2 separate regions of the Homo sapiens genome follow, and region 2 is linked to region 1. The links are chromatin contacts, found by Hi-C or POLR2A ChIA-PET in ENCODE. All regions are on one chromosome and are shown on one strand. Each heading gives the region's core, a stretch centred on a gene start or an enhancer-like site at or near the end of the contact. The rest is flanking DNA. Distances are from core to core; before and after follow the strand shown. Region 1 holds the start of ASB3 (ankyrin repeat and SOCS box containing 3). Region 2 holds the start of RTN4 (reticulon 4).

Evidence for each region. A loop is a pair of places that touch in the nucleus more often than their neighbours do. ChIA-PET counts read pairs that join two places held with the same protein, here RNA polymerase II (POLR2A). Pooled maps may share reads with other maps.
Region 2: a map of naive thymus-derived CD4-positive, alpha-beta T cell shows a loop between it and region 1 (18-fold over the local background). The contact joins the promoter of RTN4 here to the promoter of ASB3 in region 1. A Hi-C loop is called at or near these places in 2 of 168 maps with a recorded cell type or tissue (both naive thymus-derived CD4-positive, alpha-beta T cell), 3 of 37 single-sample maps with no recorded cell type and 11 of 50 pooled maps. POLR2A ChIA-PET finds 5 or more read pairs at or near these places in 1 of 52 experiments (T-cell).

Annotation. Positions count from the first base shown.
Region 1 is chr2:53,784,938-53,788,478 of GRCh38, reverse strand. ASB3 (ankyrin repeat and SOCS box containing 3) reads left to right here and starts at 1,526. Exons shown (of 10, transcript NM_016115.5): 1 at 1,526-1,658. All of the region lies in intron 1 of GPR75-ASB3 (GPR75-ASB3 readthrough), which reads left to right. ERLEC1 (endoplasmic reticulum lectin 1) reads right to left here and starts at 1,435. Exons shown (of 14, transcript NM_015701.5): 1 at 1,107-1,435. The coding sequence starts at 1,268. RefSeq lists enhancers at 1,443-1,862, 1,378-2,036.
Region 2 is chr2:55,048,738-55,052,278 of GRCh38, reverse strand. RTN4 (reticulon 4) reads left to right here and starts at 1,828. Exons shown (of 9, transcript NM_020532.5): 1 at 1,828-2,534. The coding sequence starts at 1,979. RefSeq lists enhancers at 1,998-2,047, 2,010-2,822 and silencers at 2,188-2,247, 2,388-2,507.

The DNA.
Region 1 (3,541 bases), core at 277-2,776:
GCCAGTGGTGACCGTACCACTGCACTTCAGAATGGGCAACAGACTGAGACCCTGTCTCAAAAAACAAACAAAAACAGAAAAACCCAAACCAAACCAAACCAAACCAAAAAACCCCTAACACTTGCAAATAGAAAGCTATGTGGTAATAACATCCATTAACTTGACACATCTTGTTTTGACATCATAGTGTCACTTACTGTTTCAATGAAATGGTAATGAAAGAATATAATAAAGTATTGCAAGTTGAATGCTTGAAGGTAATTGGAATAAAAAGTTTAAAAAAATTTTGCTTTTTCCGGGACTTCAATTTGAAGTAAATGAGTTAATTACTACATGGTAAGTGTCATAAGAGTACAATATTTATTAGCCTGCAGTAGGTACACGTGGACAGGAAGACTTTTCAGCGGTCCACTCCCCCAAGAGGGAATTTTCATTTCCGCGAGGTTACAAATGTTCTTCACTACAGGAAAACTCAACATAGAAGCTCATGTTCTGGGGACTCAAATAACAGTCGTAATACATGAAAACTGTAAAGGATATTCTGCATAAAGGGTCGTTAACATCTCACAGGCCAAATAGCCCTCTCAGAAACAACTAGGAAAGGAAAAAGTTCCCTTGGAGCTGTGCGTTTGCGTATGTCCGTGTGTGTATACAACTGAGGGAGAACGAATACGAGAGAGGGAACTCGAGTCTGAAGTACTGTGGTGTGGGCAGGGTGACATGTAATACTGAAGGAAAGAAGTCTGCTGGTGAAGTAAGAGCCACAGTTAATTTTCCGAAAGGAAGATGAGTAAGTGCACCTGACGTTATTCTACGAAAGCTGCTTCTGCAGGGTGGGAATGTTGGGAAGCAAGGTCTAGTGCGACAGAATTGAAAAGGTGGAGAGCAGGTGATTGCTGGATCCCTAATGCTCAGCAAGGGGGACGCATCCACATAACGTGAGAACGAACGAATGAATGAACGCTGCATAAAAGCAGCTTTGGCTTGGGGAAGGTAAGAGTCTGCAGAGAAGGTCTTGGGGAGAAAAAGCAAAGAAAACCGAGGGAAGAGGCCGAACCCTTAGTGTCAGGAGGAGGGGTGGCTGCGGGGTTAGTGAGGGCACTGACCAGAGAGAACTCGGTGCCGGGCCAGTTGACTCGGAAAGGGATGTCATCGCTGAGTTGAGGAAGGGCTCGGCCGCCGCCGGACGCCTCCAGGAGGCCGCAGAGGACCAGTAACACCGGCCCGCCCGGGACCAGACTCCGTACGCCGCCGCCTCCTTCCTCCATCCTCCGCCGCCGCTTTCTCCAGCCACCGCCACAACCTCCTCTGCTCCAGGAGGAGAGGAGGAGGAGGAGGAGGTGGAGGAGGAGGCGGCGGGACTATAAAGCGCCCGGGTATCACCGGCCCAACCGCCGCCACGTCTCCTTCCGGAGAGCCCGGCAACGCCGCCTCCGCCCCCTTGAGCCTCCTGTCACCGTTTCCGGGGCAGACGACATATCAACATCCGGGGGTCGCGGAGCCGTCCGCCTACGGGGGCCGGGACGTCGCCTGCGCGTCTCTCGTTTTCGGACGGCTGCAGCATCGCGGTGGGGATCGAAAGCGGGGGCTTCTGGGACGCAGCTCTGGAGACGCGGCCTCGGACCAGCCATTTCGGTGTAGAAGTGGCAGCACGGCAGGTCGGTGAGTCTCGGAGGCGGCAGCCGCTTCCTGAAGCCATTCCCGCTGCTCTCCAGTGGGCAGGCAGAGGTTTGACCCACACGGAGTGATAGCGGGAAGAAGACAGTGTGAACCGTGCGGGTGCGGGTCCTTAGATGAGAAAATTCGAAGTAGCGATGAGATGTGAGAAATGGCGGTGTTCCTGACTGACCTGCCTTCTTGCAGCTTTTCTTCTTTTTCTCCGCATTTGGCATTTGTACACTTCATTTTTCCCGCTTGAGGCTTATCTCCATCTCTTCTGCTGTGGACCGTGGCCATCTCGTTACTTAACAGCTTCTGACTAACGCAGGGCAGTTTGTTCAGCGACTGCAACTCTGTGTTAGGGGAAACCTGGGGTGAGGTAGCCCGCCATCTCCCCGTAGGTGAATACCGCAAGCCTCCGAATTTGGCGTGGTGGGCGACTCTCGTGGAATGGGCAGCTAGACATCACAACCCTACATTTTTACCCTCCATCTCTAGATTGAAGTGTTGGGGTGTTGTTTTATCAAGGAAGCTGGTAAGGTTCCTTATGTGAGGTTTAGCGCCAGATGAATGTGTGTGTTTATGAACTAAGTCACGTCTGACTGCATCCCCAAATTAGACAAAAAGTTTTGTTTTTCCCTCCCCCTCTTTAGAAAAAATGCCATTGTCTGTTTTGATCTCCAATATAATGGACATAGAGTGTTGGCTTTAGAGAAATTACCATTCCCTAAAGCTCGACAGTCTTGCTAGATCTGTTAAAGACTGGTCGCCCCCACTTCCTCAGATTTGAACCAAATCAAAAAGCAGGAAGGACAGTCCCATATTCTATCTTAAAAATTTTTTTTTAACATCAGGAATCCATAGTATCAAAGAAGATAACTTTCTTCAGAATTGTTATTCGCTAATTATATTCAGCACTTCTTATTAATGCTTAATGTGATCCAGACTCCTGGGATTTTTGTTGTTGTTGTTTGTTTTGAGACAAAGTCTCGCTCTGTCACCCAGGCTGGAGTGCAGAGGCATAATCTTGGCTCACTGCAACCTCCGCCTCTGGAGTTCAAGGGATTCTCCTTTTTCTCAGCCTTCCGAGTAGTTGGGATTACAGGCGCGCGCCGCTACACCCTAATTTTTGTATTTTTAGTAGAGGCAGGGTTTCACCACGTTGGCCAGGCTGGTCTCGAACTCCTGACCTCGGGTGATCCGCCCTCCTCGGCCTTCCAAAGTGCTGGGATTACAGGCCTGAGCCACTGTGCCTGGCCCCCCTGGGCTTGGTAAAATGCCAAATAAATGGGTTTCTGTCTTTGGTCACACAGTCTAGGCAGGGAGATTGTACAAACAAATAATTGCAAACTATTATAGTAGTAATAGTCAATTTTTTTTTTTTTTAGCATTTATTCTGTGCTAAGCACTAGTCTTAAGTCATGAAGGAAAAGAGATGTATTTGACGGAATAAAAATGAAAACTGTCTGTGAGGTCCTGTTTTAGCATTTAGGGCTATAGTGATTGAATCTGTGTTCAATAGAGCTGATGTTCAAGTAAGAGGGGAACTTAAATAAGTAAAATAATTTCTAGTATTGGTAAGTGCTGCAAAGAAACTAAGGTTATGTGAAAGACAATACCTGTAGGATGTGTTGCTTTTAGTACGTAAGTCAGAGGAGACTTCTGTGAGGAAGTGACATTTGAATTGTGACTTGAATGATGAAAAGAAGGGAGCCAGACAAATTTCTAGGCAGAGGCCCTGAGGCAGGAATGAGCTTGATGTGTTGGAGTGATAGAAAGAAGGCCAGTGTGGCTGGAGTGTAAGAGGAAAGTGGTAGAAGAAGTTTGAGAAGCAGAAAGAGGCCAGGGAGACAGCTCTGTAGGCAGGAGAGTGGACAGGACC
Region 2 (3,541 bases), core at 579-3,078, 1.3 Mb before region 1:
ACATAACGCATTGAGGTGGTACATTTGTTACAACTGATGAACTGATATTGATATATCATTAACTAAAGTCAATAGTCTACATTAGGGTTCACTCTTTCTGTTGTATAGTCCTGTGGGTTTTGTCAAATGCATAATGTTATGTATCCACCATTACAGGATAATACAGAACAGTTTCACTGCCCCCAAAATCTTCTGTGTTCCACCTATTTATCCCTCCCTCCAACTCTTACTTTTCTTTTTTAATACCCAAATTAAGCCACAGTAATATAAATTAGTTGGAGCTAAGAATTTGCCAGTGATTCCCCATGGCAATCAAACTTTCTTAATTATTAATCTAGACTAGCACTGTCCAAAAGAAATATAATGTGAGCCATTATGTATTTAAAAAACTCTAGAAGCTGCTTTAAAAGGAACAAGTAAAATTAATTTAATAATATTATACTTATCCCAATATATCCAAAATATCAATTTCAACATTCAGTCAACAGGAAAGCTGAGATATTTTACATTTCGGAGGTACTAATTCTTGAAATCCAGTGCGCATTTTACACTTACAGCACATCTAATTTCAGCCTAGCTACATACATTCCGAGTGTTCAATCAGTAGCCACAAGTAGCCAGTACCTGTCAGGTACAGCACAGATTTAGACTTTGAGCAACTTGAAAGCAGGTTATCCTCTTCTCTCCAGGGCCTCCAGAGTAGGCATGCAGTGAATATTTTTGAAAGGTAAATCAGAAAGATAAAAGGATCCTGATTCTTACAAAGATGTTCTGCAACTACTCTCTTTAAACTCTCCAGCCTCATAAAAAGTGGAATGGGGATCATGCTTATTCCTGCATATCAAACCAATGACTATGGGGCTTCCTGACTCCCAGAAAGCCTGAATCATCCGAAATGTTGACTCATGAACCTAAGGTGACTGAAATGTAACGTGAACCAAATTAGCTTTCCAAGGCATCTTTGTATTTCCACTTTCCTGTCTCCCCGCTGCCTCTCTCTTTGGGTGACTCACTCTCTTACCATGTAAGAGTCCAGCAGGCAAGGCCCCAAACTCTCTTTGGAAGAAGAGCAGACTTTCAAATGGTCGGCCCCAGATCCCTAGTTAATTCAGCACAGCTGTTTTCCTCCCAATTTCGGGGGCTGCGGTTTAGACTGAGTGAGCCTAACTGTCAAAAAACAATTTTTTTCTTATTTTAGGGTGGTAGTAGTAGTGATGTAGTTTGGAACTTTGAGTGAACAAATAATCTTTTATTTCAAAAATCTTTAAAAATCCTTAGGGCCCACTTCCCAGTCCCGCTAATACCTTTCTCCAGTCGGGTTTCTTCCTTTCCCGGGAGGAAAGTTTCCACTCTCAGTTCCCCCAGGATAACGCCCTTCCGGTGGCGCGCCAGAAACCGCGCCGACCCCTCCCAGCCAGCAGCCCGCCCCCTTTCCCAGTGCTCTAACGACATACGGACGCCAGCTGCGGGCAAGGCCAAGACCCCACCCCAACTCACGGTTACCCAAAGTGGGGGTGGAGCTCCCAGCTCTCAGCCCCGCCCATTGAACGCAATCCCAGCCGGTAAGAGAGAGGAAGTGCCGTAGTCCCCACCCACTTTCATCTCCTTCCCTTTCTGTTGGCCCGGCTGGTCGCCTATCTTCTCGATCCTGTAGCCGATTGGCTCTCTCCCTCCCGCGCCAGTCCCTGCCCTCCCCTGGGGAGGGTGAGTCACGCCAAACTGGGCGGAGAGTCCGCTGGCCTCACTCCTAGCTCATCTGGGCGGCGGCGGCAAGTGGGGACAGGGCGGGTGGCGCATCACCGGCGCGGAGGCAGGAGGAGCAGTCTCATTGTTCCGGGAGCCGTCACCACAGTAGGTCCCTCGGCTCAGTCGGCCCAGCCCCTCTCAGTCCTCCCCAACCCCCACAACCGCCCGCGGCTCTGAGACGCGGCCCCGGCGGCGGCGGCAGCAGCTGCAGCATCATCTCCACCCTCCAGCCATGGAAGACCTGGACCAGTCTCCTCTGGTCTCGTCCTCGGACAGCCCACCCCGGCCGCAGCCCGCGTTCAAGTACCAGTTCGTGAGGGAGCCCGAGGACGAGGAGGAAGAAGAGGAGGAGGAAGAGGAGGACGAGGACGAAGACCTGGAGGAGCTGGAGGTGCTGGAGAGGAAGCCCGCCGCCGGGCTGTCCGCGGCCCCAGTGCCCACCGCCCCTGCCGCCGGCGCGCCCCTGATGGACTTCGGAAATGACTTCGTGCCGCCGGCGCCCCGGGGACCCCTGCCGGCCGCTCCCCCCGTCGCCCCGGAGCGGCAGCCGTCTTGGGACCCGAGCCCGGTGTCGTCGACCGTGCCCGCGCCATCCCCGCTGTCTGCTGCCGCAGTCTCGCCCTCCAAGCTCCCTGAGGACGACGAGCCTCCGGCCCGGCCTCCCCCTCCTCCCCCGGCCAGCGTGAGCCCCCAGGCAGAGCCCGTGTGGACCCCGCCAGCCCCGGCTCCCGCCGCGCCCCCCTCCACCCCGGCCGCGCCCAAGCGCAGGGGCTCCTCGGGCTCAGTGGGTGAGTGCCGCGACCTCTCGCTTCGCGCCGCCCCTCGCGCCCCTCCCTCTTTTGTGTGCAGCCCCAGATGCTTTGGGCTGGTCCCTCCTCTCCGCCCCGAGGGCGCTTTGTCTGCGGACTTCGGGGCGATGGCGCCCCGTCTGGTTGGAAGCGCGGGGAGAAGGGTGGGGCGGCCCTTGGAGCCCGGGTTTGTTCTTATTGTCCGTCTTGGTTTCGGGGAACACGTGCACCGCTCCCGGCTCCCACTTTCACCCTGTGTGATGCCCAGCGTACGGATTCTCGGAAGTTAGGCACCCACCCGTAGTAGGAGCCGGGTATATACCCGAGAGCCAGGGTTGTGGATTTATCGGGTTGGTTGGGCTTCGAGGTGAGGAAGGAAAGGCCTTGGCACCCAGATATTTTTAGGAGGTGCTTTTGTCTACCCGTCTGGGTTGCTCCTTTGGAAAAGGTGCAGTTTTGCTGCGGGTCTGTTGGCCTGCATTCTGCCCCGGGCTCCCTCCTCACCTCCTGGCTGGCGTGGGTGGCCCCTTTGCGCTTCCCCTCCCCCTCCTCCTGTGCTCGTGGGGAGCTGGCCGAGTGGAAAACGTCCACATTGACCCAACCGCAGTGAAGGGAGAGCGCCTCCAGTGGTGTGGTGCGTGGAGAAATGGGAAGGAGAGAGTTCTGGTAAAGTCCTGCCACCGCCCAGCTCCCCGGGGTGTGATGTGGACTGCTCCCCACCAGCTAAACCGAGCCAGGGAAAGGGGATCTAGGCATTGTGTTCGAGGGGGCGTAGTTCTGCCGGGGTTTCAGCTGCAGGGTCGGAGGAATTGCTGTTAGTGTGGACTTGGCCCAGCCTCTTAGTGCATCATAATTGAATCTTACAGAAAAAAATAAAAGGCAAAATGGTTGACATTCCTAAAGAAGGGAAAACCTGTGGATTCCTTGCCAGGAATTGGCTAATTGAACTCGTGGCAGATTTACCATGAGACACAGAGAAATGTTTTGAGACAGACATTTTCATATAT